Regions from separate parts of the Homo sapiens genome. Here region 1 is linked to region 2. A link is a loop called in an ENCODE intact Hi-C map of the cell type or tissue named here. Cell type or tissue: sigmoid colon. All regions are shown on one strand. Links, peaks and the distances in the headings refer to the core of each region. The heading gives the core; the rest is flanking DNA.

Region 1 (5,367 bases), core at 165-5,164, 160 kb after region 2:
TGCAAGCTCCGCCTCCCGGGTTCACCGGGTTCACATCATTCTCCTGCCTCAGCCTCCCGAGTAGCTGGGACTACAGGCGCCTGCCACCACGCCCAGCTAATTTTTTTGTATTTTTAGTAGAGATGGGGTTTCACTGTGTTAGCCAGGATGGTCTCGATCTCCTGACCTCGTGATCCACCCGCCTTGGCCTCCCAAAGTGCTGGGATTATAGGCGTGAGCCACTGCGCCGGGCCTACAAAGGTGGAATTGAACCACTCTGTCACTAGACAGCTACAGGTTTGAAGCCTGCACCCCAGACCACTGAGGATCATCCGAGCTTTTGGTGCCCCGGCTAGAGTGCAATGGCATGATCCCAGCTCACTGCAACCTCCACCTCCCAGGTTCAAGCGATTCTCCTGCCTCAGCCTCCCGAGTAGTTGGGATTACAAGCACCCGTCACCAAGCCCGGCTAATTTTGTATTTTTAGTAGAAATGGAGTTTCCCCATGCTGATCAGGCTGGTCTCGAACTCCAGACCTCAGGTGATCCACCCACTTTGGCCTCCCAAAGTGCTGAAATTACAGGTGTGAGCCACAGCGCCCAGCCTGCCTATCGATTTGCAATACATGGGGAGATCCACCCAGGGTGATCTCTCTGAGCCCTATTATGTAAGTACCAAGGGGCACTGGCTTCTCTCCGGCACAAGCTTAAAACCTGTCACCTGTAATTCCTCAGTGACCAAAGCCAACTTTGATAGAAACTCAATATCATCCACCACTGCCCATGACATGATTTCTTTGTTTTGTTTTGTTTTGTTTTGTTTTGTTTCGTTTTGTTTTGAGATGGAGTCTCGCTCTGTTGCCCAGGCTGGAGTGCAGTGGCGCAATCTCGGCTCACTGCAAGCTCCACCTCCCGGGTTCACGCCATTCTCCTGCCTCAGCCTCCCGAGTAGCTGGGACTAAGGGTGCCCACCACCATGCCCACCTAATTTTTTTGTATTTTTTAGTAGAGACGGGTTTTTGCCATGTTAGCCAGGATGGTCTCGATCTCCTGACCTTGTGATCCACCCACCTCGGCCTTCCAAAGTGCTAGGATTACAGGCGTGAGCCACCGCGCCCAGCCTGCCCATGATATGATTTCTTACCCATTCTGCTCAAATTTACTGAGCAGCTACTATGTGCCAGGCATGCTGCTTGGTGCTAAGGACACAAACACAGAGAGCTCCACCCCTGGCCCCCGCCAAAGGGCCTGTGATGTAATTCTCCATATGCGTGTAGTGGTGGGACGGAGAAGTCAAGAGATAGGGCACTACAGGGAAACACGCAATGCAAGGGAGATTTCATGAGCCATTAATGGGTGTGCGGACCCCCGTTAAGACCATGGAGAGGGAGCATTGGAGCTGGGCCTGAGGGTGGGCCAGTGCAAGGTGAGAGTGAGCCGAGTGGGCACCCAGACACATCTGCAAACCCTTTGGGGTCTTCAGGCTGTGGCTGGATGTGGGTGGGATGGGAAGGAGTAGGAGGGGACGACCCAGGGAGAAACCTGCAGAGGTGGGCAGGGGCCCCTGACTTCATTCTGGGGCACAGAGAGCTACAGACACCTAAACTTGCAATGTGGAGGTGAGGAAGGGACAGGCTGGAGTGGGAAGCTACCAGGCAAATCAAAGGATTCTGTCTTCTTCCTTGCTGGTGGCTCCAGTGCCGAAAATGTGTCTTTCGCAGAATGAATTAACATGGTATCTACCGAGAGATGAAAGCAATCTCAGGCCACACCATTCTCAATGCTACCAGTGACTATACGCTGCCGGCTAAGCCCATGCACAGAGAGAATCCCAGTTTATCCTCACAGTGCCCTGAGAGGTGGGTAACATCTCTGTCCCCACTTGACAGATGGGGAAACTGAGGCTGGGGGGTATAATCTCGCCCTTCGCCAGAAGTCACACAGCTGATAAGTGGGGAAGCTGGATTTGATTCATTCCCTGAACCGGTTCTGTCAGGGTCCCTGGGGGCCACATGTGACGAGGTGGAGGTGGGGGACTCTGATGCTCCAAGTATATCCCTCACCACCCAAGAGTGCTAGGAAGGCTTTGTCCCAGAAGGACCATTAGCACGGTTCCAACAGCCTTTTGCAAAATGCTTCCAAAAATGAATGATCTCATCGTCCAAACCCAGGCCAACATTTTCCAAAAGTGGGTTCCACTAAAATACAATGCGTCTTACCCCAAAATTGATAGATAAATAAATCCCACTATAAACAAACAAGTTTGAAAAATGCTTCCTACCAAGCTCCCTCTTGGAGAAGTACAGTATAGGTCAGCCTATTAAAGGTTCTGACAAGTCTTGCACTAAGAAAGCTGTTTGGGTAAGCTGTCCTAGACAAAGGAGAACTCTCTTGCCTGCACCATGGGTTGAAATGAGCGCTCCTCCGATGTTATGGGAAGGAGGGATGCAGCAGCCTCCTGAATGGGATGCCTGCAGGCACTCGGATAAGTTAATGAGCAGCCAGTGGGCTCCAGTTCCTTTTGACGGGAACAAGCCTCCCTGGCAGATCCCCCAGAAGCTGATCACACCCAGCCCCCAACTCCAGAGCCTCGGAGATTTTTCCATCCACAGATTGACCAGCAGGCTGCCTGGGCTAGTGAGGGCCCATTCTCTGTCTGGAGGGAAACGGGCCAAATCCATGTATGGCACAGCTCAGCCGCACAGGCCTGCGTGTTTACTGGGCAGGCTGTAGATGGTAAATGAGGCCAGCGAGAGCAGCAGGCTGACATGCTTAAAAACATTTCCACATTGAAAAAAGGTCTCGAGTCAGAAAGAAATGGGGGCTGGGTAATTCACTTAACAGAAGCGGAGCGGGCGGGCAGGAAGACACCCAGGGAGCAGCGAGGTTGAGTTAAAAGGCGCTGATTTTATGCACTGTGGTTAGGTTTTTGACTGTAATTACATTTCAATCCATGTGGCAAACATTTCTGAGATTCCAAACATTTTCCCACCTTCTTCCCAGCGGGGCGTTTGTGCTGTCAAAAAGCCGCGAGCCAGGGGAGAGCACATCCAACATCCCACCAATAGCTCACCTTCTTCACCACGCTGAGCTTATCCGGGGCGTGGTCGAACAGCGTGTCGAAGGCATCCCGCTCTGAGGACATGCAAAGAGAGACACGAAGGAGCGTTTATGGAAACCCGTGGTGCTGCCCTAATCCAGGGCCCTGCCAGCTTCTGATCCCTCAGGAGGTTCAGCCTCAACTCCCACACCTGCCTAGAATCCTTCCAATTCCTACCAGAATGAAAGGGCTGACCCTGATGATCAGTCCCGGCCAAACCAAGGCGAGCAAGAGCGCTTGGGAACAACCAGAACAGCGTGGACTAGAGGCTGCAGAGGGTCCCTTCCACCTGCTTTTTACCTTCTCATATGAAACACATAGATGGCATCTGGCATCTGCACCTGCCACGTCCTAGGACTTGAGGCGTCCTGAATTCTCCCTGTTCCCACACTCCTTGTCTACTGGCAAATGTCACCTGTGAATCCAACCACTTCCCCCGCGACGGTGGCCATGTCCTGCTCACGCCTCACTGCCCCTCGCCTGGGAGCAGCTGCAGCCTCCTACTCCACTCCTGGCCCCTGAGCCCTTCTCCCCAGCAGGCAGAGTGAGCCCTTCCAAGTGCAAACAGGATCATTTGTTTCCCCCCTCCACTCCCACCACAACTAAAACCCTCCAACTGCTTCTTATCATGCTTAGAATAAAATCTATCTTCTCTCCTGCGAGCCATGGGACACTCAGATAAAATCCATCCTCTCTCCCACGTGCCATGGGACACTCAGACTCAGCGTTATCCTCCTACATGCACCCTCCCTGACTTCACTCCACCAACCGGCCTCCCAGCTGCTCCTGCTGACACTGGTGCACACTTGCCTCAGAGCCTTTGCTCCTGCTGCCATGGAGGGGGGAGTTCCATAGGGGCATATGGAACAGAGACTTGGACCCCAAGCAGAGGGCTGAGGTCTCCAGGTAGACACAGAGCTGTGGGGCATCACTGCCAGGGCAGAAAAGACAGGGAGGAGGGCATTTGGAAGGGGCCCAGGGCCCCCCAACTTCCATCCTCCAGGTTCCTGGAGGCAGAGCATGTTCAGAGGACCAAGCCCAGCAGAGAGACCCTCTTTTACCAGCCAGGCTGGGGCCCCAACCCAAGGAGCAGCCCTGGGAGCTGCGGAGCCCAGCTTGACAGGGAGAGAGTGGGGTAGGAAGCTCCTCCCACCCGTCTAGTGGGTGGCCTAGGGGAGCCTCCTCAGGGACCGCCCTGGCCTAGGAGAGAGACAAAGAGAGCCCAGAAAAAGAAAGAAGGGATTAGGCCCAGGTAAGCCAGAGACCTACGGAGAGAAGTTGGCCAAGCCTCCTCCCAGAGGAAGCATGCTGACCCTTCCTCCCAGGCTGGGCCCCAGGAGGCAGCTCACACCCCCCTGCCCAGCCCAGCCCAAGTAGCCCCTTCCGTGGCCTTGTGGAGGTGGTGAGAAACAAAGAGGAAAGGAGAGAAGGAAAGTGTATGTGTACGTGTGTGTGCGCGTGTGAGCATGTGTGTGCATTGTGGGCACGTGTTTGCGTGTGTGAGCATGTGTGCGTGTGCGAGCACGTGTGTGCATGTGTGTGTGTGAGCACCTGTGTGCACGTGAGCACATGTGTGCGTGTGTGAGCACGTGTGTGCGTGTGAGGTTGTGTGTGAACATGTGTGTGTGCTGTGAGCGTGTGTACGTGTGAGCGCGTGTGTGAGCGTGTGTCCATGTGTGAGCATGTGTGCGTGTGAGCACGGGTGTGCGTGTGTGCGGTGTGAGCGTGTGTACACGTGTGAGCACGTGTGTGCATGTGTGAGCACGTGTGAGCGTGTGTGTGCCTGTGTGAGCGCATGTGTGCGTGTGTGAGCATGTGCGTGACTGGGGGAAGGGAGGGAAGTTTTCTTCACCTAAAGACCAACATTGACCAAAATGCCCTGCCTCTGCACACACGCCAGCTTCCTAATGCGGCAGCTGTAAATGATTTTCATAATCATCTAAGACTACACTCAATAAGACAGTCTGCTAAGGGGCAAAACAAAAAAAAAAAGTGAAATTTTTACATCTTTACAAAGCAATACGCAAACTATAAATGCAGCTTAAGAAAAACCCCAGGAGCAGAAGAGTGCTTGACGTCAGCCAGGGTATATTTAGCTGGGCCACCGCTGGGCTGGCAGAGTCAAGCCACTCAAGGAGACATCGGGGCCGCAGAGGCCTCTCCGCCGGCTGCCATGCCCCTGGACCCAGGGGACTGGCATCACGTCACACAGTCCACAAGGCAGGGAGGGGCCAGGGGCTCTGAAAATGGGCACTGGGGACCAGGCACAGGACCCAAGGGCATTTGGAA
Region 2 (5,367 bases), core at 129-5,128:
CAAGGGGGCAGGTAGGTGATTAGGTGGGTACTTGGGAAAGCTGGCTCTGGGGGCCGCCTAGGGCTTGGGTTGATGGAAGAGGCAGAGTCAGAGACAGCAGCAGCAAGAAGCACGTGGCCAGGCCTGTCCAAGGCTTCCATGCCTCACTTCCTTTAGTTGGTGAATTAGATGCCGATGTTGGTCCCCATTCTAGGGCTGAGGACACTGAGGCTCAGGTGTCACCCCAGGTCACATGGGATGTGGTTACAGAAGGTGGAGCCAGGACTTGGTCCCAGGCAGAGGGCTCGACCCCCAAGCCCTGCTGCCCTAGACCCAGTCCTGCAGTGGACTGGAGGTGTCGCGCTTGGTCGTGCCCAGAAGTGGGGCGTGGTGGGCTGAGGAGGGGCTGGCTGGAAGCCCCCAGTGCTGTAGGGGGTCTCCAGGCATCAGGCCAGCATCCAGGCCTGTGGGAGCCTGAGGCCTCAGCCCCTCCCCGCAGGCCATCCTGCATCCTGCCCTGCCGAACCTGGCTGACACAAAAACAGATCCGTTGCTGTTCCTGGTGGGGTTTAATTCATCTTCCCAGCTCTGTTTCTCTTCACGTGCCCTCCTTCCTCTCCTTCCCCAGCCTCGCCAAGTTCGGTGTTTAAAAATAACCTTCAAATCTCGGAGCAGCAGTCCCAGGCTGACCGGAGGGGTGGCCCGCAGAGATGCATGCCTGACTCGTGATTCTGGCCATGGTCAAACAACGAGCGTTCAGGAACGTCCCACTCAGCCAGAATGTTCTTCCAGTTGTTTGAGTTTTGTTGTTGGCCACGGACTACCATCTTAGGAAGTTTACCAATTTTCAGAGAAATAGAACCCGGGAGGATAAATTTAATCTGTCTCTGGTAAATGTGCTTTCTGGGGGTCCTCAGGAGGCCTCAGAAGCTTTTTCAGTGCCAGGAGGTAGAGTGAGCTTTGCTGCTGAGTGGCTGTGTGACCTTGGGCAAGTCACTTCACCTCTCTGAGTCTCAGCTTCCCCCTTCTGAGATGGGAGCTTGGTGATCCACCTCCTTAGGCTGACATGGGGGTCACCTGAGACAGTGCAGTGAATACCAGGGTTCAGCCTGGTGCACCAAGAACTCTGCGAGTGTGAGCCAGCCTGGGTCAGCAGCCCCAGGTGGCAGAGTGAGCCAGCCTCGGTCAGCAGCCCCAGGTGGCAGGCAGCACAAGGCCCACAGGAGGATGGAGGACGGCGGACGCCCTTCCAGGCCTGTTCTTGGGCTGCCGGAGTGGTGTCCCACAGACCTCATTTGTGGGGCCCCTCAGGGGATGTTGTCCAGTGGTGTAACACGCCATCATTATCAGAGCTCCCAGATCCCAGGTCCCCTCCACACACGCCATCGTCATCACAGCTTCCTAAGCCCAGGTCCCCTCCACACACGCCATCGTCATCAGAGCTCCCCGAGCACAGGTCCCTTCCACACACGCCATCATCATCACACCTCCCCGAGCCCAGGTCCCCTCTGCACACGCCATCGTCATCACAGCTCCCCGAGCCCAGGTCCCCTCCACACACGCCGTCGTCATCACAATTCCCCGAGCCCAGGTCCCCTCCGCACACGCCATCGTCATCACAGCTCCCCGAGCCCAGGTCCCCTCCACACGCCATCGTCATCAGAGCTCCCTGAGCCCAGGTCCCTTCCACACACACCATCGTCATCACAGCTCCCCGAGCCCAGGTCCCCTCCACACACGCCATCGTCATCACAGCTCCTTGAGCCCAGTTCCCCTCCACACATGCCATCGTCATCACAGCTCCCCGAGCTCAGTTCCCCTCCACACATGCCATCGTCATCAGAGCTCCCCGAGCCCAGGTACCCTCTACACATGCCATCGTCATCACAGCTCCCTGAGCCCAGGTCTCCTCCACACACACCATCATCATCACAGCCCCCTGAGCCCAGGTCCCCTCTGCACACGCCATCGTCATCACAGCTCCCCGAGCTCAGTTCCCCTCCGCACACGCCATCGTCATCACAGCTCCCCGAGCCCAGGTACCCTCCACACATGCCATCGTCATCACAGCTCCCTGAGCCCAGGTCCCCTCCACACACGCCATCGTCGTCAGAGCTCCTTGAGCTCAGTTCCCCCTCTGCACATCCCACGGAGGGACCCAAGGTGATGACTTTGGCCTTGTGAACATCAGTGCTATTGAACTCATGGCCCTGAGGCTGGCCGCCTCATGGAAGCCTGACTGGGATCACAGCAGCTGGCTGGTCCCCAAGGCCTGGGGAGGTTTCCAAAGTAGCTTTCTGACCTAGCTTGGAATGGGGAGGTTGGCTTCTAAGCTTTGCTGTCTCAGATCATTAGAAATGGAATTTTTACTTAGGTAACTTCTCGTGACGCACGGCGGGTTATTCTTTCTACTGAGGATTCAGCTTTCAGCTCTGGCCCTGAGCTGCCTTGGGGGCGTGGGGAGTAAGGGCAGCCCCTACCTCCTCATGCAGAATCCCCCAGACCCCTTCATCCAGAGTTCCCCACACGCCCCTGGGGCTTTTGTCCAGCATACAGGGCTGCGGCTTTGATCGCACGGTGACCTATCTCAGGCCAGACTCGGGGGGTTGGGGGCACAGCCAGGCCATGGATGCCAAACAGACCCCCAAGGAAAGCCCAGGCTGGACGTGGGACCAGCGCAACCACAGCGTGCTGTGGCAGGGACACCTGCAGTGTGCAAATCCACATGACCACGGGGTGTGCCTGAGGGCCCAAGGCTGGTGTCCCGCAGGGCTGGGATTCCCACCCAGTCCCTGGAACTCCTAAGCCCCAGCCCCCGCCTTCAGGCTGCACACTGTCCTTTCCTAGAACCACGTTGTCTCACAACAAATCTCTGCAGTGTGCGTTCATCTCTGGAACTGTCCCCCAGAGGCATAAAGGCCTCTCCAGCTCTGGACCCTGGGTCTGCGAAGGCAGATCGGGGGCTGAGGGCCAGCCCTGGCCAGGACCCTCATGGCCTAGTAGAAGAGGTCCTGGGAAGAATCGCATAACGGGAGGCTGCTGGGCACCCTTGCCTGTGCTCCCTGAGGGCAGGGACTCACCTCTTCTGTGTTCCTAGAGCCCAGCCCAGGGCCTGGCCCCGAGTGCAGGTCAGCAAGTGGGTGTTGAGAGAATAAGTGAATGGATAAATGAATTAACACATGAATGAAAGAAGAGATGGAATACTATAGGCCTCAGTGGAGGGGCAAACTTTTTCCAGCTGATAAAATCATGGCAGGCTTCCTGGAGGAGGTAGTACTGAAGCAGCTTCTAAAGTGATGCAGGATTTGGACTCCTAGGGGTGAAGGAAGAGTACCCCCCAGGGGTGAACATCAGCCCCGCAACATCAGCCAGTACACTCAGGGCTTTGTAGGGAGTTGGAGCACCAGGAGCAGGGGCCAGGCCTGTGGCTAAGGTAGATCCTCCTCATTCACTCAACAAACCTACCAGCTCTTGGACCTGAGCCCCAGCCACAGAAGTGGGGCAGCCCCACCCTACGGGGGCCAGAGGAGCTGGAGTCTGGGGACCTGTTTCAACTCTTATTGGGCCTCAGCTTCCCCATCTGTAGAATGGAGCACGGGGGAGGCATCTCAGGGGTCCCGTCACTCTCCACTCCCACAGCGCATTTTCCAGGGCTGATCCATAGGACTCCCCCGGAGAAATCCATTCCTGAGCACTCCCAGATGCTTGACCTCGGCTTATCCTCCCAGGAGGGCCAGAAGGAGGCTGGGAGGAGGCCCAGGCTCAGAGCAATTAAGCAGCTTACAGCTCCCAGGGACGAGCAGGGCAGTGGTGGGAGCAGAGAGGCCTGCGGGTGGATGGGGGCAGCCCCTCCCCAGAGGAAGAGATGAGTAAGCTTAGTGTTAGAGGCCTGCGTTTCAGTGGCATTTTACAATCCTGATAGTCCCTTCCCTTGTTCTGGCAAACCAGACTTCACAAGGTCAGCACCTGACGTCCCAGCTCCCGCCACGATGCCCATGCTACAGGGGAGGAGACCAAGGCTGCAGAAGCAGGGCCTAGGCCAGGGCCAGGCCATGAGCACTGTGCGTTTGGCCTTGAGTTTTGCCCCATCTCGCTCCGAAGTCTCCAACCTCTGGGTGGCCCGAGTGGCTTTCCTTTCTGCCTGCCCAGAGCCCTAACTCTGCCCCCAGTAAAGCAGCATTCAGAGCTGCCCTGGGACCCAGGTTGGTGTCCCCTCTGCTCTCCCTGACCAGGCTGTGAGCTCTGGAGGGCAAGGCAGCTGCTGGGTGGCTCCCAGGGCCCAGAGCAGGTGCCAGGACAGTCTGGGCATGCAGAGGGGCTTGTTTCTTTGGACTGCCCATCATCTTCCACCATCTCTTCTTTCAGAAACGTGTGGTCTGGCAGCAGATCCCTGCACTGCATGTTCAACTCTGAAACCGTCCTCCTGGGGGGCGGAGGGCCTCACCTGGCGTGGACAGGATGGAGCGGGCAGGGAGTCTGCTCTGCAGATGGTGGAGGTGGGGCTGGGGGATGGGAGGGTGGTTCAGCCAGGCCAGGAGGTCCTCAGGGTCTCCCACCCGGGTGGGATTCGGGGCTCTCCAGGCCCCACCATCCTCACATCAGACCCTGCCCCCAAGTATGCAGGTGAGCTTCCTCGTGTGGACCCAACCCAGCCCTTCCACGGACCAGGCTCCACATGAGAGGCTGTACCTGTTTGCTCGGGCTGCCTAGCAAAGCTCCTCAAACCAAGAGGTTTCAACAAGAGGAATTTACTGTCTCAGCCTGGAGGCTGGAAGTCCAAGTCAGGGTGTCAGCAGGGTTGGGTCCTTATGAGGCTGTAGGGGTGAATCTGTTCCTGGGGGTTCGCTGGCAATCTTTGGCATTCCTTGGCTTATATGTGCATCACCCCAACCTCTGCCTCCATCTTCCCATAGTGTTTTCCCTGCACAGGTGTTTCTGTGTCCAAATTGTCCCTTTTTATAAAAAACACCAGTCTTCTTGGATTAGGGAGCCACCCTACTTCACCCTGATGACCTCATCTTAACTAATGACCTCCGTGATGACCCTATTTCCAAACAGCGTCAACCTTCTGAGTCCTGGGAGTTAGGACTTCAACATGTGAATTTGGGGGGAACACAATTCACATACCATAACAGGGTGCCACCAGGGAGAGGATGGGGTACAGTACCTCTTCTGGCCCAGAGCCGGGCACATAGTAGATGCTCAGCAAATCAACTCCCATCTCTCATCTCTACTGCTCCCACCAGATACACGCAGGCAACAGGGGCTCTGGGAGGACGACGCTGTTACACAGAGCACTTAGATGGCCTGTCCTAGCCTCCGTTTCCAACTCCTATGGGAGACAGGTTGATCATAGTCTAAGTAATCTAGTCCCCTCAGGGCCCAAAG

Evidence for each region. Hi-C counts contacts between places; a loop is a spot of excess contacts. Peaks named below come from ENCODE experiments on the same cell type or tissue, not always from the same donor. Only the 100,000 strongest peaks of a DNase experiment are listed, where the experiment ranks them.
Region 1: a loop joins it to region 2, with 2.6 times the contacts of the local background. A loop is called at or near these places in 1 of 110 quality-filtered maps.

What each region holds. Positions count from the first base shown.
Region 1 is chr22:44,145,607-44,150,973 of GRCh38, reverse strand. It overlaps PARVB (parvin beta), which reads right to left. Exons shown (of 13, transcript NM_013327.5): 9 at 3,052-3,113. TRU-TCA2-1 (tRNA-SeC (anticodon TCA) 2-1) reads right to left here and starts at 317; the gene lies at 234-317. RefSeq lists enhancers at 2,386-3,015, 4,274-4,903, 4,904-5,367. In sigmoid colon, for the core only: a CTCF peak has its summit at 2,595; a DNase peak (open chromatin) is centred at 2,663.
Region 2 is chr22:44,302,988-44,308,354 of GRCh38, reverse strand. The region is part of intron 1 of SHISAL1 (shisa like 1); the gene reads left to right. Among named protein-coding and RNA genes, the nearest start is that of SHISAL1, 7.3 kb to the left of the region's middle. In sigmoid colon, for the core only: no CTCF peak of the experiment used is centred there; DNase peaks (open chromatin) are centred at 664 and 2,244.